Linked DNA regions of Homo sapiens: regions 2, 3, 4, 5 and 6 are each linked to region 1. Evidence: chromatin contacts called from ENCODE Hi-C or POLR2A ChIA-PET data. All regions are on one chromosome and are shown on one strand. The core of a region is the stretch at or near the end of the contact, and the rest is flanking DNA. Distances in the headings are between cores, read along the strand shown. Region 1 holds the start of SKOR1-AS1 (SKOR1 antisense RNA 1). Region 2 overlaps SMAD3 (SMAD family member 3). Region 3 overlaps AAGAB (alpha and gamma adaptin binding protein). Region 4 overlaps SMAD3 (SMAD family member 3). Region 5 holds the start of ANP32A (acidic nuclear phosphoprotein 32 family member A). Region 6 holds the start of SMAD3 (SMAD family member 3).

Region 1 (4,344 bases), core at 940-3,439:
GCTTCTGGAGTAACTCTAACAAGGAAAGCGGAGGCTGCACTTGTGGTCTCAAATCTTTTCCAAACTCCACTGCGTAAAAAAAAAAAAAAAAAAAAAAAAAAAAAGTCTTTGAAACCAGACTCGCATCCAAATCCCAACTACTTTAACCAGTGGCAGGATCACTGGAGCAGATGGTTTAACCTCCCAGAGCCTGTTTGCTAAACTGCAAAATGGGGGAAATGATACCATTTAGGTTAAGCGCCTGGCTCTTTCTAAATGTTGGCTCAAACGGTGGTGACCCTTCCCAGACTTCCACCACTACTGGAAGTTTGCGTCCCAAAGCAGACACCCTCATCGCCTTGGCTCCGAATGCAGAGAGCTAGTTCCGAGAAGCCGAGGGGAAGCTGAAGGCGCGCCCTGGCCAACCCTCCCCACGATCCCCCGCCGCAACCCCTGTCGGCCCCTTCCAGCCCACAGTGGGTGGCCCCAGGCCTCGCTAGGGTCACGTCTCTCGGGTCCCCGCGCAGGGAAGGGTCCAACCAGCGACTCGCAACCTTTTCGGGGTCCCGAGTCCAACACCCGTGGGAATCCCATGGGCACCATGGCCCCTCGCTCCAAAAATGCTTTCGCGTCGCGCAGACACTGCTCGGTAGTTTCGGGGATCAGCGTTTGAGTAAGAGCCCGCGTCTGAACCCTCCGCGCCGCCCCGGCCCCAGTGGAAAGACGCGCAGGCAAAACGCACCACGTGACGGAGCGTGACCGCGCGCCGAGCGCGCGCCAAGGTCGGGCAGGAAGAGGGCCTATTTCCCATGATTCCTTCATATTTGCATATACGATACAAGGCTGTTAGAGAGATAATTAGAATTAATTTGACTGTAAACACAAAGATATTAGTACAAAATACGTGACGTAGAAAGTAATAATTTCTTGGGTAGTTTGCAGTTTTAAAATTATGTTTTAAAATGGACTATCATATGCTTACCGTAACTTGAAAGTATTTCGATTTCTTGGCTTTATATATCTTGTGGAAAGGACGAAACACCGTGCTCGCTTCGGCAGCACATATACTAAAATTGGAACGATACAGAGAAGATTAGCATGGCCCCTGCGCAAGGATGACACGCAAATTCGTGAAGCGTTCCATATTTTTACATCAGGTTGTTTTTCTGTTTTTACATCAGGTTGTTTTTCTGTTTGGTTTTTTTTTTACACCACGTTTATACGCCGGTGCACGGTTTACCACTGAAAACACCTTTCATCTACAGGTGATATCTTTTAACACAAATAAAATGTAGTAGTCCTAGGAGACGGAATAGAAGGAGGTGGGGCCTAGGCAGATTCATCTCTGCGGTGCATTTTGCCTCTGGCCCTCGGGCCCTAGTTTGCGATCTTTCCCATCTTGCCTCTGCTTCCCTCTGCACAATCCTGAGTATTGCAGTACCTTACACTTAAGGAAATTTCGTCTTGCCAAAGTTGATCCATTTCAGCTCCGAAACATAACAGGAACTAGTGCAACGATAAACGTATGAGGAACTTGCAATAAGAGTGACAGAATCCTTTGAATCAAAAAAAAAAAAAAAGCCACCACTTAATGAGTATCTACCATATGTCAAGGGCTTCACCAATATTTCATTGAAATATTCCAGACCAAATAAATAAATAATAAAAGAAAAAAAGAAAAGGGGGAGGGGGCAGAAAAATAAAATAATGTTTAAAAAATTCCTGACAGCCCCACCCTGTGGGTTTTACTGTTTTACTGTCATCATTTTACACCAATCACTGAGAGGTAAAGCCTGATAAGACTTACAGAGGCACAGACCCTGAAAAGATCGGGACCCAGGTCTCAGGTAATTGAGTTACAAAAACACAGTCCCGAGTGGTAAGACAAAGAGGAAACAAAGTCCAACCACGTTCAGATTTCCTGCGATGACTTAGGCAATGTTTTCTGAAATATCTTTCCAACAGAAAAATGGTGCAACTGCTTTGCTAGTGCTTCAGCATGCACGTGGGCCCTGCGGCCACTGGGACCTCAGTCGATCTGCCGGGAGCGGCCGCACAGCTCCCAGCCTCCAGGCGCGCCGCAGGAGGACTGTTAGGCTCGAAGCCCCGGAGCCACCCAGGGACAGCGGCGGGTACTCTACCAGCGGGCGCTGGGAGCTGCCGGGCAGCATTCCATTCAGGACTCATTCCTTTTCTCTTCAGTGGAAGTGAAATGATCCTTTCCAGGTAACAGCCGAGCATAGGGGACTGCGGGACATCTCCGCCTCTTCCTTGGCTCTGGGCCTTCGATGTAAGGCGTTAGAGGACAATCTTTGTTGGCTGGATTTCTGTTCTTCCCCTAGAGATATCTGGTTCTTTGGAGGCCACTTGGGCAATTGGGTGAGTAGTTTTAAATGTCTCCCTTGGGATGCCAAATAAGAAAACGACCAATGTCGATGTGGCTCCCTCTCTTTCAGCACAGACAACCCATCAGACTGGAATATTATTAGTCTACGTATGTGGAAGGGGGTGTTATGGGGAGTAAAATAGAATCCAAGAGTGAAGGACTTGGCCCAAAAAGGACTGTTGAGATTGTTCTAAAGAAACTGGTCGGGCGCAGTGGCTCACGCCTGTAATCCTAGTACTTTGGGAGGCTGAGCTGGGAGGATACCGAGGTCAGGGGTTCGAGACCAGTCTGGCCAACAAGGTGAAGCCCTGTCGCTACTTAAAAGAAAAGAAAAGATTAGAACAGAAATTAGGAAAAAGACAGGCAGTTCCTAGCCCCAGAAAATCCAGAGACCTGGCTGACTTCCTTTCCTCTGCACTAACCTGCTGAGGGAACTTGGGCAAGTCTTCGCCTCTTTGGACACATAGAGTCAATGCATTGGCGTTGCAGGATGCCCTTCCAACCTCTGTGCTTCTAGATTCTTATGAATGTGTCTCCAGAAACTCAATAGTCCATGCATTGGCGTTGCAGGATGCCCTTCCAACCTCTGTGCTTGTAGATTCTTATGAATGTGTCTTCAGAAAGCTCAATAGTCCAGGCTTGAAAAAGCACCGGTTTGTCCTCCTTTCTGGGCCCCCTTTCTGGGCCCCTGGAGGAGAGGAGGGTGATGGACTGGGGTACATTTTGGGACTCTAAAAGCATTCCTGGCTTGAGTCTCAGGAAAGTGAATTCAGAGGGAGTTGTAATCTTTGCAAACACCAATACAATAGCACTTCTTGTATGCCAGGAGCTGTTCTCAGTGCTTTACATATATTAACAGAAAACAGTTCTATGAAGTAGGTACTGTTAATCTCCCTATGTTATAGATGAGGAAGCTAAGGCACAGAGAGATTCAACAACTTGCCCAATGTCACTCATCAATGACAGGGCAGCATTGAGACCTCAGTAAATCTGGCTCCAGAGTTTGTGCTCTTAGCCAAGCATCTGAGGATGGAGAGAGGAGATGAGGCTGTTTAGAATTCATGGGAAGAGCATGCAGATCCAGTTCTGCTTTTGTTGGTGTTCTGAATTCAAGGCAGGAGTCACATGTTTGCAACGGATCAAGGCTTTAGAGCAGGGTAGCTACGAATGGGTGGACCTGTGTGCCAGTGACCTGGAAAAGTATGACGGAGTGAAGGAATACCCCCTTTAGGACACAGTTGGAACAGGAACAAAGTTTTCCTTTTCTAGGTTAACAATCACTTACCTGATACCTGCTCCCAAAACGAATCCTATTGATGAAGGATCTTCTTTCTGAGCAGTAAACCTGTGTTTAATTAACCTTATGCAAATGAGCTTAATTGCTTATCAGTGGCTGTTGTCCAGAAGCACCTAGGGATTCCTTCCCTCAGACATTTTCAGCACCTAGATGAACCGCAAAGTTGGAAGCCTTTCATCTACACATGTGTTGTGTGCCTGTGGAGCCCTGGGCCCTGTGTTGAAGATTGCAAGGAAAAGCAAGGTGTGACCCCTGCTGTGGACTTACTTTCAGTCTTAGGGCAACAGACACTTACAACCAAGAATAACAAAGGGAGGTGAGTGCCCTGCTAGCCTCATGAACCGAGTGCCACTAGAACACAGAGTCACCTGTGCTCCAGGAGTTAAGGGGTCTTCTAAGTGGTGCTTTTGCACACAGGTTACCCTGATTTGCAGAGGAAATGGAGATGGGAAGGGACTTACTGCTTTCTCCCGTGGGGGTGAAAAATAAACCCACTTGATGCTGTCTCCAACGGCGGCTCCAACTTTGCTCAGTCTCTCACTCTGGATTTGCCAGAACAGGTGGGGATAGAGATCATCTTCCCACTGCGGATCCCAAGAGGGGCCCCGGCTTCCGTTCACTCTTGTCCCTTACCCCAGACCTGGGACTCCAGAGCCAGACCTCCTGTAGGCACCGCTGGGGA
Region 2 (3,877 bases), core at 794-3,293, 730 kb after region 1:
AACAAACAAAAAACACAAATGCCAAAAAGCACAAGGAGAGATGATCAATATCATTAGCCAATAGGGAAATGCAAATCAAAACTATAATGAGATACCACCTCACATCCACTAGAATGGCTAAAATAAAACAGACAATAACAAGTGTTGACAAGGATGGGGAGAACTGGAACCCTCATACATTGGTGGTGAGACTGTAAAATGGTACAACCACACAACCACTTTGGAAAACAATTTGGCAGTTTCTCAAAAAGGTAAACAAAGCTACCAAATGACCCCATAATTCTACTTCTAGGTATCTACTCAAGATAAATGAAAACACATTTCCACAAAAAAAGCTTGTACACAAATATTCGTAGCAGCATTATTTACAATAGCCAAGAAGTGAAAACAACCCAAATGTCTATCAACTGAAGAAAGGACAAACAAAATGTGGTATATCCATACACTGGAATACTATTTGGCCATAAAAAGGAATGAAGTACTGACACATGCTACAAATGGATGAACCCTGAAAATATGTTAAGTGAAAGAAGTCAAACACAAAAGTCCACAAATTGTATGATTTCATCTACATGAAATGTCCAAAAGAGGCAAATCCAGAGAACCAGAAAGTAGACTAAGTTGCCAGGGCTAAGGGGGATGGGCAGGAAGTGACTGTTAATGGGTATGAGGTTTCTTTTTGTGGTGTTGAAAATGTTCTAAAATTAGATAGTGATGATGGTTGTACAACTCCATTAATACACTAAAAACCACTAAATCATATCCCTTAAAAGAGCAGATTTATGGTGTATGAATTATATGCCAATAAAGCTATTATTTTTCAAAAGGTTTACTGAATAAAGTCTGGACTTGTGTTACTAGTAATGTACCAATGTTGTTTCTGAGTTTTGACATGTGTACCATGGTAATACAAGATGTTAACATTACGGACATCTGGGTCAGGGGTACACTGGAACTTTCTGTATTATCTGTGTACAGTTTTTCTGTGTATCTACGATTATTCCAAAAGGAAGAATTTCTTTAAAGAAAAGATTGGTCATACAGAGCTAACTATTATGTAATGATTTAACTAGGCTTCCATGACTGTGGTGTACCTGCCCACTGGACCATAGCTGCTCAACGGCAGGAGGCCCACTTTGCAACCAGGGTAGCCCACACAGGGCTGGATGTCACAGACACAGAGAGGCAGAACAAGTAACAATGAGCATTTGCATCTGCACGGCAAGGAACGCTCCTCTTCCCTCTTGTATCTTCTTCAAGCCTCACAACAACACTATGAAGTCAATACTGTCACGTAGGGGGAGGGACTACCAAGGTGCTGTCAGCATCCTATCCCCCATCACTCCCAACTCTGTTTATATACATACACTTCTATTTTGTCAAACCCAAGTTCCTCTAAATCCAAATCTTCTGACATATCCCGCTACAGGCTGGGGTCATGGGAAAACTAGGTGGGCAGTTCCTGGCCTTTCCTCCACCAGCAGAGGTGGTGATTCTCCCTCGAATGTTCCAAGAGTCACTGCATCTATATGCCTTGATTTGAGCCACAGATGTCTGTGAGTTTGAGTCGTATCCCCCAAGCAGCACAGAACTCCAAGGGTACAGCCAGTATCCTAATTATTCCTAAACCCCCTGGGTCTTAGACACTCAAGCACAGAATGAATTATTTCATTCACTGACGACCTAGAGGTGTTCAGCAAGCACAGTCACCCTATCCCTAAAGGAAACCTGCTGGTTTCAGGCAGAGAACTCCTAAAAGGCAAACATTCTTCTTGGTCATCTCTTGCCTGCGTGGACATCACTAATGGGCTGGGGTTCTATTTTCTGAGAAGCACTGAGTTGGTTTCCCCCGCTGACGAGCCTGGGAGCTATGGCTTCATGTTATCTGGAGACCCGGGTGGGTGGGAAGTGGGCCGTGGAGGAGGAGCGGGCTGGCACGCTCCACCAGGCTGATGGCAGCCCCTGCTTCCTGTGGGGCCCATGGCCCACTGACATCACTGAGAGGCCGGCGGAGCGTAAGGGGCACGCGGGTGTCGCAACTGCAGGCAGCACGCGGGGTCATGTGAAGTTCAGCTCTGGGGTTTTCTCAGTCCATTGGGTTTTACTCATCCCTTGTCCATTAAGTGTGTTTCCCCCTCTCGCTTTTCCTTCTTTGTGTGCGTGTGTGTTTTAATTATTCCATGGCTCTTGGCTTGCTTTCATAACCTCACATTAACATTTCTCATTGCTACTGAGAAACAAGGCATTCCACCCACTAGAATGCAAAGACACCAGAGAGAATTCCAGCTCTGTGCAGGAACCCCTGGGGAGAGGGTCAGTATCCAATCACCAAAGAGGAGGATGTAAGACTTACATGCAGCATGGGGTACTAGCCTCTCAGGCCACGAGGTCCACTCTGACCTTCTACCCATTTTACAGATGAGGGCCACAAGTCCCAGAGGGTTAAAGTGACTTGCACAAGGTCACCCAGCTTCAATCAGGGCAAAATGACTCAATTTTTCAAAACTGCTATCACAAAGCATTTTTCAGTGCATGGCAAGCATTCCACACAAAAAGCATTTGCACACACAAAGAACTTACAATGAAAATTATGTCTTACAAGTTAACAAGCCATGAGAATGTTCTAATCATCAAGCATTAAAAATACCCAAATGCATATTCATCCCATGCATTCTTCGACAAGTATTTGTGAAGTGACCATGCTTTATCAGGCACCGTGCTAGGTGCTAGACTCCAGAGACACGAAGACGAATAATAACTGGTCTTCGTCAACAAGAACTCAATTGTGAGACAAAAGCCAACTTGAGGAAAATTAAGCCTATTTCAAACATGCCTTGATCTGTGTAACATTCATAATACATAATATCTTCTTTGATCTCCACAGTTTTCTCTCTACCTCCAGATCAGTGCAATCTCTGGTTTTCCACTTTTTTTTTTCTTTCCAAATGAAAATAGAGCACAACTGTCATTTTCAATCTACTAAGTCATAAACCACAAGGCAGGCTGCAAGGACCAAATGCTCCGTTTTAGAACGAGCCCAGTGCAGAGAACAGAGTCCACACCACAAGGCAGGGAGCTGTGGTCCAGATGAGTGACATGCCCTTAGTGACCTGGGTCCTGGCCTCCGACCCAGAGACCAGTCCCATGGAGCCCCTGTCCTTGAGGGCTCACTGCCTGGGACTGTGAGAAGAATAACCCAGAAACCAATGATTTCAACATATCGTGGTGTGTGTCAGACCTAGGCATGCTCAGCAGCTGGGGGGACACATTTGCAGTGGCCAGGAGGAGGGGGCATCTGAAGGCTGCTTCCTGGAGATCAAGATGGGACTACGTTTTGGAGGAAGTAAGTTGAATAGGCTTGGGACATTCCAGGCTGGTATGGGCAAAGCAAGGAGGCAAGAAATGGCTTGGCACAGGGTGGGGAGGCAAGCAGGCTTCTAGTATCATCAGAGTGGGGATTCTCAACCTTTTTGGGCAAAGCATGGTCATTTTCAATTCCAGTGATTTTCACAGACCTCTCCCATGGTGGCAGTTGTACTTGAAATCAGTCACTCCACAAATGCGTAATCCCTGCCCATTTACAGCAATAATACAACCGCACAGAGTCTGCAGCTGCCAGGTTGGAAAGCTTCTTACCGGAGCCCCCGAGGGCAAGGCCAAGTGAGAGGAGATGGAGGACGCTGTGCAGACCCCAAGGGACAAGGCGAGTTATCCCCGAAGCACTAGGAACCACTGGACGGAAGGGTTCTAACCAGGGAGGTGCTGAAGCAAGATCTGTCCTTTAGAAAGATCACCCTGGGCACAGCGCGGGAGGTGGTGGGGGGGTGGGGGGGAGAGGAGAGCAGATCCAGGGAGGCTGCTCGGGGAGATGACCTGG
Region 3 (4,269 bases), core at 1,026-3,525, 600 kb after region 1:
TCCCTTTCCTGATGGCTTCTTTATGTTCTTGTGTGTGTGTCTGACTGCATTGTAAGGTCTTCTAAAAGCAAGCAGAGACCCCCCCACAACCCCCCTGCCCACTGACTTTCCCCAATTATTTTAAGATGAAGCTGTGGTGACCAATTCCAGATGACTATTGGGAGAAAGTAAACTTGAGGAAAAAGAGGAAGACTGGGTTGGATTTCCTCTGCTTCAGCTTTAAAATGTTTCCACTGTGATATAAAAAGCTTACGAGCATGTGGAAATGCGAATTTAGAGTGTAACCAGAGAAAAGGGGTGTGTCAGGAAGAGGTAATTAAATGTTGTAAGCAACCCAGAATCTCTGTACTATTGTTAAAGCAGTATGTTGCTTTAAGTCAATCCAGTTACTCTTCCCTCAGCAAGTCTATGCTACTCCAGTGACTCTTACCTCAGCAAGTCCATACTACTCCAGTGATCGACCTGTCATATAAACTGCAACAAATACTGCATAAACTTGCACCAGAAGACTGGGGTATGATTACACAGGGAATCTCAGATATGAGTTTCCTGACATTTGTCTGTAAAGTCAACTCTAATGTTGCACAGTTTTAACCTTTAAATACTACCATGCTACAAAGTCCCTTTCCACTGGAGCAGTATAATCTACTTTCAGTATTTAGGGACTAACCTTTTCACAACTACTGCAAAATATTTGACAGAGCAGCACCCACCTTGTATGACATTCTCATGAAGTTGTGGGTAAGAAATTGTAATTGCTTGCAACAGTATGAATCCGATATGATTTTTTTTTTTTTTTTTTTTTTTTTTTTTTTTTTTTTGAGACGGAGTCTCGCTCTGTCGCCCAGGCCGGACTGCGGACTGCAGTGGCGCAATCTCGGCTCACTGCAAGCTCCACTTCCCGGGTTCACGCCATTCTCCTGCCTCAGCCTCCCGAGTAGCTGGGACTACAGGCGCCCGCCACCGCGCCCGGCTAATTTTTTGTATTTTTAGTAGAGACGGGGTTTCACCTTGTTAGCCAGGATGGTCTCGATCTCCTGACCTCATGATCCACCCGCCTCGGCCTCCCAAAGTGCTGGGATTACAGGCGTGAGCCACCGCGCCCGGCCCCGATATGATTTTTAAAAGTCTGTCTTTTCGCTTGCTGGTTAATGAAAACTCTAGGTTTTGAATTTTTCCTAAGTCATATTTTGCTCAGTTCTTTTCTTTCATAATAGCTACTTTTCCTTTCAGCTGACGTCAGACTCTGCTGCCTCCTATAATTTTCCTAATTGCCTTCTCTTCTGTCTCAGCATATGCCTTAGCAGTGGAAAAGAAAAATTTCAACTTTATTTTAGGGGGTGGTCTGGGGTGGAAGGGCAAGGCTAGAGCAGCTTAAAGGAGATGGTTATTTCCTGATTGTAATGTATCTTACTAACTCCTCAGTGCATCTGTAACCTACCTCTAGTCAGGAGTGCTGTCACAAATGTGAAAAAAAGTGAGATGGGAAGAAGGAAATGAATATTTACTGTGCCCAGTGCCTGCACTTTCTTAGACATAGTTTCATTGAATTCATTTAAGCCTTTTGAGGAGTGTTCTCATCCCCATTTGCAGGTAAGGAAATGAGACACCGAGAGGTTAATCTGCCCAAGGCTTTGCAGAGAGCCAGCATGCAAATGCAGGCCTGTCCGACCCCAGGTCTGTGCTGTCTATTTTCCATGCTCTTCTCCCTTCTCGTTAGTACTGGCTTCACAAAGGGAAGAAAGAAGAATGTTGGGTCTCCAGAAGAGTGGATCCCATGAAAGACACTCATATCTGGGGTGAGAGGTTATGATGCTTGGCTGTCAAGGCAGTTTCAGTTTATGAGAAAGAATAAAACCAACTTTGCATTCTGAGAAGAGTGCTGGTTTCCGGAAGGATCATCTTGATTTGAGGTGGCAGCTGTCACTTCCCTCAGGGCATAGAAAATATGATTTAACCACTGGACAACTTTGCTTCACAAAGAATGTCATGATTGGTTAAGTGCACTACTACTGATATTAAAAGTGTACTTAATTACCCTACTACTGAAGGAGACACAAAAAATCCATAACAGTATCAACATGCCTAGTTTAGAATGCATTTGTCTTTTTTGGCTGAGGTGGATAGGTGAGGACATAAGGTAAGGGTTGTGTGTGTGCATGTTTATATATAGATAAAATGTGTGTGTGTGTGTGTGTGTGTGTGTGTGTAGGAGAACAGATATTTGTGGTGTTTGGGGAATTCACCTTGAACTTCATGTTGCCTTCTAATTCATGCTAAAGAGAGTATCACCTGTTATTGATTCTGAACCATAGAAAGCCAGCTGCCTCTTTTCTTTCATTTGATTGGTTACCACATTTGTACTTTCTCTGAGGGAAGGATCATTATTAGGATATGCAGGGAACAGTAGAAAGCTGATTAAAAAGAGGAAGATGTTGGATTACTGAACTGAAATGTTGCCTTGGCACATGGCTTCCTTCAAAGCTCTTGAATCTTATTTCCTGTAACTTACCATATGAGATTATAGGGAAAAGAAGTTGACCAAGGATGTGAGAAAGTAAATGGGAGTTACTGGAGAATTGATGGCTTTGTAAAAAGTTTCTCAAATCGGGATAGAGGTTTATACTTGCACTTAATACTGAAGGAAAGGTTTATGTTTGCTACTAGAACTGGGTTGGCATCTAACTTCCTTTGTAAAAGCACTACAAATTAACTATTGTAAGCTGTGAAATGGAGTTTGTAGTAACAGACCTGGCAAGTAAACACCTAGTGTTTGTCTCTTAAAAAATGATGTATTACAGCTCCACCAGGTGGCTGCCAACAGTGTGAATGAGACAGGCTGGCATCGACCAGGAGGAGGGGAAAGCTGCTCTTGATTTTCTTTGTGCATATCGGAGTCTACAACATAATAATTTAGTGAAGGACAAAGAAGGGAGCCCACTGCAGGTTTTTCTAGGAAGTCTGGCAAAAAACAAAAAAACAACAACAAAAAAACCTCAAGATCACTGTGACTCATCTTTGACATATAAATACCTGAATGTCATAGACAGTTTTCTGATGGGTTAATTGTGCTGCAGATCCGTATATAATTGTGCCCCTATTCTGGCTATTATTTTTGGTGTTCCTAAAAGGGCAGAGGATCCTTTAGGTCTATAGACTAGTTTTGGCTTGTGATTATTAGAGACTCAAGTGTGATCCAGCTCAGGTGCTAAGTATTGTAACATCACGGTGTAGTAGGAAAGAATGTTGGCGAATTGAATCCAGTTTTAGGCTCTGCTCCTATTAGGCAAGTGGCTTCTTTTTTCCTGGGCCTCAGTTTCCTCATCTGTAAAATGAGTGAATTATATTAGCTGCTCTCCAGAAACCTTTAGCCATGTGCACAGTTTGAATAATTTCATTTTAATTTGGAAAAGAATAAACTTGTTAAGCATTTGAAAATCAAATAGAAAACATGAGGGAAGAAAGCTATATTTAGTGTAGACATTTACATTTTTTAAATTAAACTCTACATTATGATATTGGTAATAAGAATTAGAATGAGACAGTCTTTACTATTCTCTCCCTAGCTCTAATATGGCACAGATGTGATAATAAAGTCCATATGCAGCCTTGAAGAAAGTGTTTGATTAGACATAAAATGTTAAAAAAAAATCTGATAAGTAAATTGAGCTATCAACTTGTTTTAGGCAGCACAGAGAATAAAACAAAAACCAAAGCCCACTAGCTACTGAAACACTGAAATGTGAAATTCATTTTCCCAACTTATTGGTTCCATTCCTGTCTAGGTTTGGAGAAAAGAGAAAGAAACAGCTTCTTTCTCCATGTTAAGTAAATGTCTTAATCATTTGAAAATGAAAGTATAAAATTGAAATTGTAAGCACTCTGAGTAACAAACATTGTTTTGTTCTTTTGTGTTCTAAACATTAATAAAATTAGCCATCATTAATGGATCTAAATATTTTAAATTGCAGTTAGTAATTTTAAATTGCAGTTAGTAATGCCATTTTAAGTGATTTTATATTTCTCATGTCGAGGAGCAAAGAAAGCATAACCCCAATTTTTTGATATCAGTTTTTAACAATACAACCAATTTAGGAAATATCAAGAACTGATTATAGCAATGACAGGAATATTAGTCCCCCTGCCTTTGTACTTTGCCCCTTAGCAACAAGTGAATTCATTACTGTATTTTCTTATTTGTGCTTCTCTCCTTTAAAAAATACTCAGTTTGCTATTTTTAAAAATTACCCAAGAATGGGTGGGCATGGT
Region 4 (4,401 bases), core at 1,115-3,614, 750 kb after region 1:
CAGCTAGTGACCATGAAATCTGGAATAATCACCCGCCGGGAAAGGAAAGCCTTGGCCACAACCAGGGCCTAACAAAGCCAGCTCTGCATTTACTGATGATCACACAACTTGCTCACATGACAATCTTGAGTTTTCTGATGCACAGATAATCACTCCCATCCATACCTGAAATGCAGCCACAGCTGAGAGGGTGCCAGGTGCCTACTGAAACCAAGAACAATCCTATTACACGGTATCTTAGGGTCCAAAGAGAAAAGAGTTTCCAACTGAAACTATGCAGGAAACTCAGGTGGGCAGATGGTAATCATCAAAGCAGGGATCTGGCAAAGAACACCCCCCCACTTGCAGACAAAGAAAAAACCTAGAGGAAAGTGTATTCCTGAAAGCAGAGAATTTTCATGGGAGCAAGAACATGAAGTCATTCTTGCTGCCAGTGAGGTGCCAACTAAGGCTGCTTCCCAGAGACACTGACATCACGTTAGAAAGGAGAAGAGGCTGGTGCTGTGGCTCATGCCTGTAACCCCAGCACTCTGGGAGGCTGAGGTGGGCAGATCACCTGAAGTCAGGAGTTCAAGACCAATCTGGCCAACATAGTGAAACCCCATCTCTACTAAAAATTAGCCAGGTGTGGTGGCAGGCGCCTGTAATACCAGCTACTTGGGAGTCTGAGGCACGAGAATCGCTTGAACCTGGGAGGTGGAGGTTGTAGTGAGCTGAGATCGCACCACTGCACTCCAGCCTGGGCAACAAGAGCGAAACTCCGTCTCAGAAAAAAAAAAAAAAAAGGAGAAGATATGCAATGTGATAGTGGGACCCGAGTGACTTGCTTTTGCTTGCTCAGGTCCACGTTCCTTGATCCATGTGTCCCATTCCACTCTCCATGCTCTGTCTTCTGATCCTCACTGTGTGGCCAGGACATAGAAGGTCTTCACTGCTATCACGTGACACTATAGTTCCTGAGGGCAGGAACTATATTTTCCATTTCTAAGAGTGCCTTGACAGATTCCTCATTGAGCTGAGAAAATAGCAACCTACATCTGGCATGTGTCTACAACTGCATCTCAAACCTTGTTATTTGTAAAGCTTCTCATACCATCCCCCTTCATCTGTGAAAGCCCTCAAGGGCTTTCAGCACTGATATAGTCTCCCCTCCTAGGGCGCATTTCACACCAATTAAGGATCCACAAGCCCATCCCTTTACCTGAATGAGATATTCCAACTTAGCTGCCCCTTCCCAGTTTGACCTTTTCTGTTAATATTTTAATGCAGAGAGATGTGTCCCATCAGATTTCTTAGGCTGTAGATACTGATTCCCTTCAAGGGCTGTTTAGATGCTACTGCTGATGAAGTGGCAGGACAGGATGCTCTCAGCCAAAGACAGGGACACTCTCTCACCAAAGCAGCAGGGAGTAACACACACCCCTACAGCCTTCACAGCCCCTAGAATCCACCGGGGCAATGCCAAAGAACTGACACTAAGGTATGCTGGAGTTGGCTAAGGCCTCTAACTTAGTTTCATGAAAAAAGTGTGGGCATTTGTAAGGGCCTGTTTAATCCATTCCAGCTCCACCCCCCTGCACCACCCCCCACTTTGTACTGTGAGTTTCTGAGCAGAAATAACCAACTACAGATGGTTTCACTACTTCAAAGATGTTGAGAAACCACTGACCCAGAGATAGGAGGGAACTGGAACTCCAAACCTCAGGGCAACTACTCACCACCAGCACTTGTGGTGACCAAATCAACACACTTCCAGAACCTAGAGCTGTTCTCTGTGTATGTGTGTGTGTGTGTGTGTGTGTGTGTGTGTGCACGCTTTTTTTTTGACCAACCACTATCACTTTCCACCCAGAACAGATGCCTGTAACACTGAACACAGCTTTACATAAGCATCTATGGCTGTGATTCTCAATCCCGGCCACATACCGGAATCACCTAGGAAAGTTAAAAAACATGGATTTCCCCAGGCCGGCCTGTAGAAATTTGAAATTCACTGGTCTCCAGGGGTGGTCTGAGCATCAAAATTTTTAAAAGCAGCCATGGTTGAGAACCTTCCATGGTAACACCAACAACCAATTGCAAATCATGAGGAATCAAGAATCCTAGCCCTCACAGCCCACCCTGAACCCCAAACCTCTTTCCATCCTGTCCTCAACTGCAGGCCCCCATTTCTAGTCCAGAGTTGACTATACAGTGATTCTGAAACTATTCAAATGAGTAATAGAGTCATTTCTTTGAATGCAAGTGCAGGAATCAGAGTTTTTAAGGTGGAAGAAACTTTAAAATCCTGCTAAGCCAACACCTTCAGTTTATAGAAGAGGAAGCCAGGGGCCAGGGCAGAAAAGTGACTCACCCAAGGTCCTGAAGCTGGTTCACAATGAGGCAGACCTAGAACCCAGGCCTGCTGCCTCTAATTCTCTCTCCTCCACACCAGAGGAGCCCCTATGGTGACAGCCGCTGGACAAAAACGGTGACAAAGGATGGGTCAGTTGTTTACTGAGCCGTATGCTTTCAGAGGCCATCCTCTAAATGCTTCACCTCTGAAATGCTCAGTCTCCTCACTGGCCTTAAAACAACTGAGGGCAAATATAGCCAAGATAGTGCTTCTCTTTAAAGATTCCCGAGCATCCTAGTCGATCATAATCCTCAAAGAATATACTTTCCGGCTGTCTGAGGTTCATGAAAAAAGCCATTAGCACAGAGTCTAACCCAGGTTTGAAAGGGCACTCTGTTGAGCAGCAGGTCTGAGGGACTGAAGCCAGCAGTAGATTCTAGTTTCTTACGGATAAGAGAGAGCTGATTGTTGGTTTCCACATCTCTAACCAACCTGTGAACACGTTTCCCTTCCTTCCTGTATTTTTATGGCACTACGGTTGGAATGCAGCCGGTGCCTAGAAGCACAGAAAACCTGTGCTTCAGGCTAAATTTGAATTCCTCTTTGCCTGCAGACTGATTTCCCCTACCCTGGGAGTCGGTTCTCAGGGGAGGTCTCATTTCACCCTGGGACGCTCCATGAGGGCAGAGCTATGTGTGACCATCCTCATCAGCAACGCATTGCAGCTCCTGGACCACTGTGTCTGATGGCACCACCACCAACAAAAGAAGCTCAGTAAATATGTGATGAATTAAACAACAATGATAATACAATTAAATAGGTCATTAAGGAATGGTTCCCCTCTGAAGGCAGAGCATCAGATGAAAACTTAGATTTGTCCCCCAGGAAAATATATGCATTGAGAAAACAGCCAAAGGCAAGAAGCCAAGGAGAGTTCAGAGGGCTATCATGAAAATCTGAGACTGGCCAGGCACGGTGGCTCATGCCTGTAATCCCAGCACTTTGGGAGGCCGAGGCAGGCAGATCACGAGGTCAGGAGATGGAGACCATCCTGGCTAACACAAAGAAACCCCGTCTCTACTAAAAATACAAAAAAAAAAAATTAGCCAGGTGTGGTGGCAGACGCCTGTAGTGCCAGCTACTCGGGAGGCTGAGGCAGGAGAATAGCATGAACCCCGGAGGCAGAGCTTGCAGTGAGCCGAGATCGCATCACTGCACTCCAGCCTGGGCGACAGAGCGAGACTCCATCTCAAAAAAAAAAAAAAAAAAAAAAAGAAAAAAAAAGAAAATCTGAGAACGGATACACAGATTCTTTCAGATTCTCCCTTCAAGCTTGTCATTTTGTAGAAGAGAAGACCAACACCCAGGAAGTCAAGTTGACTTCCCCAAAGTCATAAAGCCCATCTCCACCAGCAAGAGAGGCCAAGGACCCTCAACCTCACCCAGAAAACAGGATGCTAAGATCACAGTTTCTTTGGGTCTCATTTTATTTGTTCACTTGCTAATTCAACACTTTTTAGAACCTGGGGGCTCCAGTAATCATGAACATCAGAGTAGGTTGTGTGAGGAGAAAGAAGAAGAAATGGCAAACATTCAATTTCAGATATTGTAGGGATGTTCAGGTATTGTCCAGAGAGCAGCTGGAGCTGAGGGGTCCCTAGCTCTGGAGAACTGCAGATCTGGAAGATATCCCCACATTGAAAGCACACGAAACCCAGGGAGAGCAGAAGTAGTTTGAACTGCAATTCTGACTCAGCCCAGCTGGGCAGAATGATGTCCAGCATATGGTTTGATTTTCTCATCGTTGAAGTTAAAGCAGATAGCAAAAAATAAAAATAAAAAAACACAGTGGCCAAAAGATGACATTTAAAAAGATCCCTGGATCAAAGCCTTTTTGTGAGTACTGTTATTTCATCCTCCTCCTAACGGTAACCACTTCCCACATGAACCCCAGTAAGGCAACCGTGCAGCCCACAAGAGAGATAGAAATATGACCACACTTCCCTCTTATAAACAGGCGATGGTAAACATCTGAGACCACTGGTCCACAGCCGTGGTTAAACAAA
Region 5 (4,011 bases), core at 1,107-3,606, 980 kb before region 1:
CTGACATCCAGTGAAGCCTTCTTTCAATTTTCTAACATTAATACAAAAGTCATCAAAATGTATAAATGTAAGATGCTTCTAAAAACAACTGTCACATTTAACGTTTTGATTTAGTAATCAGGCCATGATTTTTTCGATTCTAATTTGTTTCTGTACTTTCTCTTTAATGGGGGAGGGGGTGGGCTTCTAAGTCTTCCTCTTGAGTCTTTGTACAATAAAGTGAGCTATTTGCTTCTATTTAGCAAAGCTGGATGGGGCATATCTCTGCATTTGATTGGTTGGTTTTTAAGGGATTACTCCTCTGGAAAGACACTGTCTCATATTGCATTGCTAGCAGCGTGGTCTTAACTGTGGTTAAACTTTTAAATTGAAAATGAACATTTACCATCAAAGAGAACACAAACTTCAGGACTCCTATGTTACACAGATCATACACACCATATTGACCTGTTTTGATAAGAGTTCTGTTTGAATACAATCCTAAACACCATATCCAGAAATAACAACTGTCTCAATGGCATAAATAGGAAATTTGGGGTTCCTCATGTATTACAAAGAAGCCAATAAAACTTAGAATAAATTCCAACTATACAAATAGGCTTCAATAAGATTAACAAAATCTGAGGATGACAGGCAAGTCAACAAGTTAAATAAATTATACTATTTATACCCAGATAAAATAAAACAATGACTTCTAACTTTTATGGTGCATTTCCCACCTAATCAGAGTAAACATCAGACTTCAAATTCCATTTATCATTTTATCTGAAAGAATTTACTGAGTAAAATCCTTAGTTGCAGGGCTTTACACTTGCAATCCATCAGGTTGCAATATTAAAGTTACTACAGCTTCTTCCCCAGTGTAAGCATTCTGTATGTGTTTTATTTACATTGTCACTTTTTATTTCCTCCTCAACTTCGTATGTCTAAGAATGAAACTGGATTGCTATTATGCAACAGTATTTTAACTTTGCAACATACATACTGGCTTATCTCTCCTTTGAACTCCTGTTCCTGAAAAATAAACATATGTATCCAGAAAAACTACCTTGAGGCGTGTGGGGAAGAGTGCAGACATGTAGAAACAAACACTAAAATACAGTCGTGTGGAAAGGTAAGGATGTATCTGTCCTCGTTGACAACAATCCCCGTGGTTTATTAACAGCCACAGGCAGCCAACTTAGTGCCGTAAGTCGGTAACCCAGTGGGCATCGGGGCTTTAAGGTCTCTTAAAACTTAATGTGATTCAAAAATACCCAAGGCAACCACGCCGAAAAACCAGGAGAAAGGGCTCCAGTTAGAGCCTCCTTGGCAACCCAAACCGAACCGAATGACTCAGGTGGACGATTAGAATAAACCGTGCGCCGTTCTCTTTCACTAGGTCTATAAAGCCCAGAAATTATGTTTGGTCCAGAAAACCAGGAGTTATGAGCACCTTCCTTTTCCACCTTTTAATATTCTACATATCTAGCAACGGTTCTTAATCCATGGTCTTCATTCATTTATTGCCTAAACAAGATCTTGGGTGTCTCTTGGTGATCACTTCTTCCAAGCTGACCTAATATGACAGCAAAGTGAAAAGCCTCTTCGTGGGAAGGGTCGCGACCGCGCGGTAAGTCATCCAAAAGTGGAAGCATCTTGCTTTTACTGACTTATGTATACGAGGGTGGCGATGGTGGCGGCCTGACAGGGACGAGGCCGGAGGGGAAGGGGCGCGCGGGCTGCTGGGCAGCCGCGGTGGGGGTGACGGGGGCAGCCACGCTCCCCAGCGCGAGCCGCCGGACCCGGGACCCGACGAGCCCCTCCCGGCATTGCACCCTGACCCCTCTCCTCCTTCCAGGCCTTTCATCTGCCCTCCCGCTGGGCAGCCCGCGGTCCCCGGACCTCAAGCCGCCCGCCTCCTTCCGCAACCCCGTCGCGCCGCCCCGCGAAGCCCTCGGCCGGGCGGGGACCCCGACCCGACCCCTCCGGCCGCGCCCCTCCCCCTCGCAGAACGCACCTGCGGCCCCGCCCCCGGCCGAACGCTGAGGCGGCGGCTGGCTGGCAAGGCCGGGCGGCTCGGCCCTCGAGGCACAGTCACCTTCCCTTCCCCCGCCATTCCGCCCACCCCCCTCACTCAGCCACAGAGCAGCCGCCGCGCTCCTCAGCCGCCCCGAAATCTAAAGGGGTCCGTCTCCGGCACCACTACCAAATGGCCGAGCCTCCCTGGCCGGCTGCGCAGCCCGCCCATTGGTCCCTTCCCCCCCCCGCCGCCACTGCCATTGGCTGTTGCCCGGAGACCCTCGGCGGCGATTGGCTCGGGCCGCTGCCGCTCGTCCATGGGGCCGCAGATCCCGCCTCCACGGCGATCAGGTTAGTGTGCGCCGCGGGTGCTGGGGGCTCGAGAACCGAGCGGAGCTGGTTGAGCCTTCAAAGTCCTAAAACGCGCGGCCGTGGGTTCGGGGTTTATTGATTGAATTCCGCCGGCGCGGGAGCCTCTGCAGAGAGAGAGCGCGAGAGATGGAGATGGGCAGACGGATTCATTTAGAGCTGCGGAACAGGACGCCCTCTGATGTGAGCATTTGCCAAAAATATCTCTGTCGGTCCATTCTCCTACTTTGTGTGTGTGTGTGTGTGTGCGCGCTGGGGGGAGGCACTTTTTTTGGGGGGGGGCGCCCGGGAGGTGCGGGTTTGGGGGTCGGACTGCAAGCGAATTGGCAAGGCTGGGGGGTTGCAATGCCATCCGAGCATGTTCCGGCTGCCGCCGCCGCTGCCCTTGGTGTGTGACTACCTGTGCGTGTGCTCCCGCGTGTGCGAGTGTGGGTGCGAGAGTGTGCGTGCGAGTGTGCACCCATCGGGGGCCGGCGGGCGCACGCGTTTGGGTCGGAGAGAATGAGGCGAAATCACCCTCGGAGATCGCTGCTCCCGTGACTCCGTCTGGGGGGAAGATTAACGAGGGAGGAGGAGGAGAGGGGCTGCCTCCTGGATTTAACAACAAAAAAAGGGGGTTTTACATTTTATAAATGTATCCCCCCTTCCGCCCCCCTCCCGCGCCTCCCCCCTCCCTTTCTCTCGCTCGCTCGCTCGCACACACAATAAGTTTGGGGCTTCGCGAGTCCGGTTTAGTTTCTGATAAATGTGGGCCGAGGCCCCCGGGGAGAGCGCGTGGGGAGGGGGCTGCAGCGGAGTTGGGAATGGCTGGAGTTTAAAGTGCGTCTTCATTTCTTTGCAGTGATGAGGCGAGAGACGGGGGAGCCATATTTGTAACTTTGTAGTGTTCGTGAACGCGCCCTTTCTCTCCCTCCCTCCCTTTCTCTGCCTCCCTTCCTCTCCTCCTCTTTCTCCCTCACTCTTTCCACCCCACCTTCGGGCCAGATGCTGATGTTTCTTCCTTTCCTTCCGAAGGGAGGATAAATTAGAAGGAGGGGGAGGGATTTTCGAACGTGCTAAGGCACAGATAATCCCCGCGTCTCCCTGCCTCCAGCGATCGCTGGTGCAAGTTGCCCAAAGGCTACGTCCCGGTGCCCCCTCGCCCCAGCTCCTTCCGGCTTCCCCAAGATGCCAGCCTTTGGGCCCTGGTGCCCCCCAGCTCGAACCCCCGGCCCGTCTTTCTCAGTGCTGGGCTTGTCGGCAGCCATTCGGCGCCTGCTTAATAAATGGGCACGGGAAACTTTGTCAGGACGCGAGCTGCCCGGAGCTGGCGCCCGTGGTGGGTACTGGCTGGGTCCACGTTTATGCGGGCATGGCAAACACGCAGCTCTAGGATGGGAGTTTGCCCGCTAGCCGCCGTTATTGATTGGGCAGCGGCGGGAGCACGGCCGGAGGAAACTTACACGGGTGGGAATCGCGAGGCTCGAGCGAAAGCTTACCCCTGAGGAGGGGGAAGGTGAGGGTGGGTGACTCGAACGCTGGTTTTTATTTCTGCCTCCCTCTCGCTTTCAAACCTGAGTGTTTTCGGCGAGTTGGCGGCTCTGGGGCGGAGACCCTGGCCAGCTCCCCTCTTGGCCCCTTGGGGGGACCGGGGACGCGCTG
Region 6 (4,404 bases), core at 842-3,341, 770 kb after region 1:
CCCACCATATGTGGCATTTATTTCCAGGGGAGGCCTGCCCTCGGTTCCCGTGGACAGATGTTGCTTTGTGCCTGCCTGACTCGCCTGGCAGCCCCTGTACAACTGCCCCAAGCAGGTGGCCAAGGATGGAGTCCACCCTGGCCCAGGAGCAGGGATGACAATCCCTTTGCGGCTGACAGTCCCTGGTGCTTTCTACTCATTCCTCGGCAGCCTGGGACCCCCAAAAGAGCCAGCCCCCAACACACACGCTCTCTCCCTTGGTTCAGCATCAAAGGAGGCTGAGAGGTAGAGACAGGAAGCCAAGGTACCCGCACCCCCAGTTCCCAGCCAGGCACATCTAAGCTAAGGAAGGCCCTGGGGGAGTGAAGTCACTGACCCCTTCTATCAGCCATCTGTGGGCTCCCGCCCGACCTAGCTAGCGCGCAACGGGAAGGATAAAGGAGATCCAGACAGATGGCAGCGCGCTTTGGGAAGGAAGGCTCTACAGGAATGCGAGGGCCGATGCGAGGCCCACTTTGGGGTGTGTTTTGTTATCTGCCCGGCTGCAGCCTGCCCCTCTCCCTCGTTCTGCACGGTTTCAAAATCTCTTGGACCAAAAGAAGGGCAAAAGAGTCGGGATGGGGGGGTGGGAGGTGGGAGAAGACCCTATTTTCCGCCACTTGTCTCTCCCATTTGGAAGTCAGAGCATTGCACTGCAACCAAAGTGCGTGCATGCTCAGGGGGCGGGAGACTGGCACAACCGAGTCTAAAAATACTCGATAAAAATGCTAATCCCGAAGGCAAAGAAAGAACGAAGAAGGAATCTGTCAATCACTAGGCTCCCGCTCCTCACCCACAGCCCCAGCTGTACGGACCGCATTCCTGTAGAGGAAAGTGGGGAGACCCGACTGAAGAAAAGAAACGCAAAGACACCACCACCTCCACGAGCGCGGGCCGCGGGGGCGGGAGGCGGCGGCGGAGGAGGGGCTCCGGCCCGCGGAGCCGAACAAAGCGGGCCTCAACTTCCAGCCCCAGCTCCCCGGAGTGGGGGCGGCCGAGTCCCGCAGCAACCCGCTCTCCCCTCCCGGAGGTGGAAAGGGAATGTGAGGTGTGGAAGCCAGAGTGCCGCGTGGAAGCCTCGGGCTCTGATCTTTGCAAATCAGAGATGGTTTTGTTTGGGGTCCCCCCACCCCCTTCCTGCCCGCGCTCTCCCACTCTCACACACACGCACCCACACAGTCTCACTCCCTCCCTCTCTCTCCCTCTTCCCATCTCCAGCCCCACTGGGTCGGCCCCGCAGTGCCAGGGGGCTGGGCCGGCGTGACCCCGGGTCCCCCCCGGGCGGGCCCCCACCTGGGGATGGTGATGCACTTGGTGTTGACGTTCTGCGTGGTGATGGCCTTCTCCAGCTCGTCCAGCTGCCCCGTCTTCTTGAGTTTCTTGACCAGGCTCTTGACCGCCTTCTCGCACCATTTCTCCTCCTGCCCGTTCTGCTCGCCCTTCTTCCAGCCCAGCAGGCGCTTCACGATCGGGGGAGTGAAAGGCAGGATGGACGACATGGCTGGGGAGGGCGCGCGGGCGGCGAGGAGCGCCCCCGGCGGGGCTGGGCTCGACGGGACGCCGGGGGCGCAGAGGGGAGCTCGGCCGGGGCCTGCCGCGGTCGCCCAAACTTCGCCTCAACTCTCGGCGAAGTTGCCGGGGCGCCGGGCCGGGCCGCGGCGCTGCAGCCTGCGGGGCTCGGCGCGCGGCCCTGCGCCCGGAGCGGCTCCCACGGCGAAGAGAAGAGCGGCCGGGCGGGCGGACGGCAGCAGTGCAGGGTCGGGAAGGCCCCGAACGCGGGGCGGAGGCGGCGGCCGCGAGACTCCAAGTGGCAGCAGAAGTTTGGGTTTCCGCACGGGGTAGCTGTTTGGGTGCCGCCTCCGGGAAGGAAAGTCCAACCCCCGGCCAAACTTCGCTCGCCTCGCTAGCTTTGATGCGCAGATCCCTCCGCCTCTGCGGCCTCACCGCCCCGCCACCCTCCTCCTCCCGGCTCGCCGCTCGCTCGCTCGCTGGCTGGGCCGGCCCGGGGCGTGCGCCGCGCTCCCGCTCCCGCCCGCTCCCAGTCTGTGTTTCATGCAAATCCGCGTGCAGCCTCCTTTCCAAGTGCTGTCACCGCCCCCTCGCCGCCGGGGCTCCCCGCCTCCTCCCCCGCGCCCCGCCACCTCCTCCCGCGGGCGCCCTGCCCGCCCCCTGCTCCGGGGAGGGCGCCCGGCCGGCCACCACCCCGCGCCCAGCACGCCCACGTGGGCGACCCGGGCGGCGGCAGTCCTGGCTGGAGCGCGCGGGACCCTGCGCGGCCCCGACCTGAAGTCGGGCGGGCGCGGGGAGGAAGTCCTGGGAAACACGGCGAGAGGGGCCTCGGGCGGGAGGGCTGAGCGCGGCCCGTGGCGTCCGCTCTCGGAGTCCACACTCGGGCGGCTCGGTTGGAGTTGCGGGCCGGAGAGGGTTGGACTCGCAGCAAGTAAGCGTCGTCCGGACGCGAGTGCACCCTGGAGAGGACCCGAGCCCGAGAGGGGGCGCGCGGAAGGCCCGGGCCCAGGAAGTTGGGGCCCGCACTTGGCCTCGCGCTTGCTGATCCCCGTCAAGGCCCTTGGCCGGCGCCGGCGCCCCTGGGCTGTTTTTATTCTCTAGTCGGTGAGATCACACCGGCCGAGAGCCTCGGGAACGTGTGCGGAGGAGGAGGGGGTGAGAAGTGGGTCCTCAGAAGTGGAGAGCTGGGGACACCAGTGACAACCTGGACAATGGCTGGAGCCAGGGGTCTCTTGAGCCTTGTGAACCGAGTGCCCGGCAGAAAATGAGCCTCAAGGACATCTGTTGAGTTCTTGAAGGAATGAATGGAGGGGCTTTCGAATTTATCTTTGAAAGAAATTTACATAACAGGGTGTTTGTTGCTGGATCTCCTGATAGAGAAGGATCGGAAATTTGATAATTGCCAATAAATGGAAGAGAGTTTTGTTTCCAAAGCAATGAACTCACAAAAAAGTGGGGCAAGACAGGAGTTTTCGGAGAGTTTGTGTATTCAAAAAAAGCAAAACAACAACAAACCAATTGGCACATTGGGGAGCTCCGCGGCTTTTCTCCCCACCAAAAGAATTCAGGGGCGTCTGCCCGCAGGGCCCTCGGCGGTTTTCAGGAGCTACTCCAGGCCCCTCGGCCTTTCTCTTGCTGCCTCCCGCAGCCGACTAGCCGGTGTCTAAGCCCTTTGTTTGTTTTTAACAGCAGGAATCTCCCACCCCCACCCCTGCTTTGTTAAAAAAAAAAAGTTATCTGGAACCCTCAAGTGGGTGGGGAGTTACAAAGCCCTGTGAGGTGTGGCGGAATCCACAGTCAGCCCAGAAGCGGCAGGGGCCCTTGCCTTGCTCCGGAGAACCGCCTCCCACAAGCCAATCCGCAGCTGCTGCTGCAGAAGTGCGCTGTGCTCCTCACCCTCCTCTCTTCCTAAATACCCGCCTGAAAAGGAGAATACGTGAAAGCCAACTGAGGCTTGACAACCTGGCTTCCGTTCCTTGCTGGTCCTCCTGTTAACGCGCTGCCGCTGTGGTCTTAGGTTTCACTCTCCTCTTCCCGTCCGTCAAGAGAGACAAGGATGACACAATCCACATTTATTGATTGCTTTCTTCATTCCGGGTAGTCCGCCTGCTGCCCTTTGATTCAGTCTTAACAGTGGTTGGTGAGGTAGATGTTCCTGTGCCTCACGTTTACGGAGGCACAGAGAGATTACATTACTTACTCAGGGTTCCAAGTGGCAGAGCTGGAATTTGAACCCAATACTTTGTTGAAGCCTCAGTCTCCGATCTTGAGACTGCACCCAGCTGCCTGGGTCACGGAAGGCAAAGATGACATCATTGATCGAGCTCTTTGCAAAACAGTTCTCTACACGGGCACACTGTTGTAACACTGCAAGGATTATTTGCTCACCTGTAAAATGGGGCTAGAGGTAGCTTCCCTCGCGATCTCCTAGGGTGGCTGTGGGAAGCTCATGTGAAAAGGTTTGCATTGCTAATGCCATGAAAAGTGGTGGAGGGAGGTCAAATAAGTTTAACACACATTGACGGAGCAGCTCTGAGTTGCAGCCCTCCTATTCAGTTCCTGAACTTCCAAAATAAAAGACTAAGGTTTTCAAGGCGTTCACAGCCTAGAGAAGCATCAAAGGGTGGGGATGAGGATGATGTGACTGAGTGGGCAAAGATGGGCAGGGGCCTTGCAGTCATCATCGTCCAGTAAAGTGTTAATCTTAACCTGAACAAGTCCAACCATTGAGAGGTAGCCAAAGAAAGTAAGAGGGGCTCAGGATCCATCAGTGACTGGCCTGGCTTCCAATCCCGGCTCTTTCTCTTCTTCCCCTTGGGCAGCGTCCGTTCTCTCCGCTGTAAGAATGGAGCAAGC

The links. A loop is a pair of places that touch in the nucleus more often than their neighbours do. ChIA-PET counts read pairs that join two places held with the same protein, here RNA polymerase II (POLR2A). Pooled maps may share reads with other maps.
Region 2: a loop to region 1 is called in a pooled map, with 5 times the contacts of the local background. The contact joins the enhancer-like site here to the promoter of SKOR1-AS1 in region 1. A Hi-C loop is called at or near these places in 1 of 37 single-sample maps with no recorded cell type and 4 of 50 pooled maps. POLR2A ChIA-PET finds 5 or more read pairs at or near these places in 3 of 52 experiments (GM12878, activated B cell and activated naive CD4-positive, alpha-beta T cell).
Region 3: a loop to region 1 is called in a map of CD4-positive, alpha-beta T cell, with 5 times the contacts of the local background. The contact joins the enhancer-like site here to the promoter of SKOR1-AS1 in region 1. A Hi-C loop is called at or near these places in 7 of 168 maps with a recorded cell type or tissue (CD4-positive, alpha-beta T cell, CD4-positive, alpha-beta memory T cell, HCT116 and 3 more), 19 of 37 single-sample maps with no recorded cell type and 16 of 50 pooled maps. POLR2A ChIA-PET finds 5 or more read pairs at or near these places in 2 of 52 experiments (B cell and activated T-cell).
Region 4: a map of GM12878 shows a loop between it and region 1 (3-fold over the local background). The contact joins the enhancer-like site here to the promoter of SKOR1-AS1 in region 1. A Hi-C loop is called at or near these places in 1 of 168 maps with a recorded cell type or tissue (GM12878), 5 of 37 single-sample maps with no recorded cell type and 8 of 50 pooled maps. POLR2A ChIA-PET finds 5 or more read pairs at or near these places in 3 of 52 experiments (Panc1, activated B cell and activated T-cell).
Region 5: a map of CD8-positive, alpha-beta T cell shows a loop between it and region 1 (12-fold over the local background). The contact joins the promoter of ANP32A here to the promoter of SKOR1-AS1 in region 1. A Hi-C loop is called at or near these places in 6 of 168 maps with a recorded cell type or tissue (B cell, CD8-positive, alpha-beta T cell, ascending aorta and 2 more), 1 of 37 single-sample maps with no recorded cell type and 14 of 50 pooled maps. POLR2A ChIA-PET finds 5 or more read pairs at or near these places in 1 of 52 experiments (activated CD4-positive, alpha-beta T cell).
Region 6: a map of IMR-90 shows a loop between it and region 1 (6-fold over the local background). The contact joins the promoter of SMAD3 here to the promoter of SKOR1-AS1 in region 1. A Hi-C loop is called at or near these places in 6 of 168 maps with a recorded cell type or tissue (CD8-positive, alpha-beta T cell, IMR-90, MCF 10A and 2 more), 5 of 37 single-sample maps with no recorded cell type and 17 of 50 pooled maps. POLR2A ChIA-PET finds 5 or more read pairs at or near these places in 2 of 52 experiments (WTC11 and activated T-cell).

Annotation. Positions count from the first base shown.
Region 1 is chr15:67,836,724-67,841,067 of GRCh38, reverse strand. It overlaps SKOR1-AS1 (SKOR1 antisense RNA 1), which reads left to right and starts at 2,189. Exons shown (of 3, transcript NR_120345.1): 1 at 2,189-2,358; 2 at 3,635-3,978. RNU6-1 (RNA, U6 small nuclear 1) reads left to right here and starts at 1,023; the gene lies at 1,023-1,129. RefSeq lists enhancers at 1-132, 628-677, 133-1,085, 3,709-4,239.
Region 2 is chr15:67,107,922-67,111,798 of GRCh38, reverse strand. All of the region lies in intron 1 of SMAD3 (SMAD family member 3), which reads right to left. Among named protein-coding and RNA genes, the nearest start is that of SMAD3-AS1, 37 kb to the left of the region's middle. RefSeq lists an enhancer at 3,811-3,877. Within about 2 kb of position 2,043, at least 26 of the 41 ENCODE cell types and tissues checked have a DNase peak (open chromatin) inside an H3K27ac peak, as active enhancers do; they include GM12878, where a contact is called at or near this core.
Region 3 is chr15:67,238,982-67,243,250 of GRCh38, reverse strand. The region is part of intron 1 of AAGAB (alpha and gamma adaptin binding protein); the gene reads left to right. Among named protein-coding and RNA genes, the nearest start is that of AAGAB, 14 kb to the left of the region's middle. RefSeq lists an enhancer at 2,282-2,371. Within about 2 kb of position 2,275, at least 4 of the 41 ENCODE cell types and tissues checked have a DNase peak (open chromatin) inside an H3K27ac peak, as active enhancers do; they include B cell and CD4-positive, alpha-beta T cell, where a contact is called at or near this core.
Region 4 is chr15:67,083,279-67,087,679 of GRCh38, reverse strand. All of the region lies in intron 1 of SMAD3 (SMAD family member 3), which reads right to left. Among named protein-coding and RNA genes, the nearest start is that of SMAD3, 20 kb to the right of the region's middle. RefSeq lists an enhancer at 3,911-3,990. Within about 2 kb of position 2,364, at least 10 of the 41 ENCODE cell types and tissues checked have a DNase peak (open chromatin) inside an H3K27ac peak, as active enhancers do; they include GM12878, where a contact is called at or near this core.
Region 5 is chr15:68,819,240-68,823,250 of GRCh38, reverse strand. It overlaps ANP32A (acidic nuclear phosphoprotein 32 family member A), which reads left to right and starts at 2,356. Exons shown (of 7, transcript NM_006305.4): 1 at 2,356-2,553. The coding sequence starts at 2,500. RefSeq lists silencers at 1,815-1,874, 1,945-2,104, 2,155-2,404, 3,905-4,011 and enhancers at 3,076-3,657, 3,658-4,011.
Region 6 is chr15:67,063,289-67,067,692 of GRCh38, reverse strand. It overlaps SMAD3 (SMAD family member 3), which reads right to left and starts at 2,091. Exons shown (of 9, transcript NM_005902.4): 1 at 1,333-2,091. The coding sequence starts at 1,538. It overlaps SMAD3-DT (SMAD3 divergent transcript), which reads left to right and starts at 3,511. Exons shown (of 6, transcript NR_135686.1): 1 at 3,511-4,404. RefSeq lists silencers at 875-964, 985-1,044, 1,295-1,344, 1,495-1,654, 1,825-2,314 and enhancers at 765-1,533, 3,073-3,843.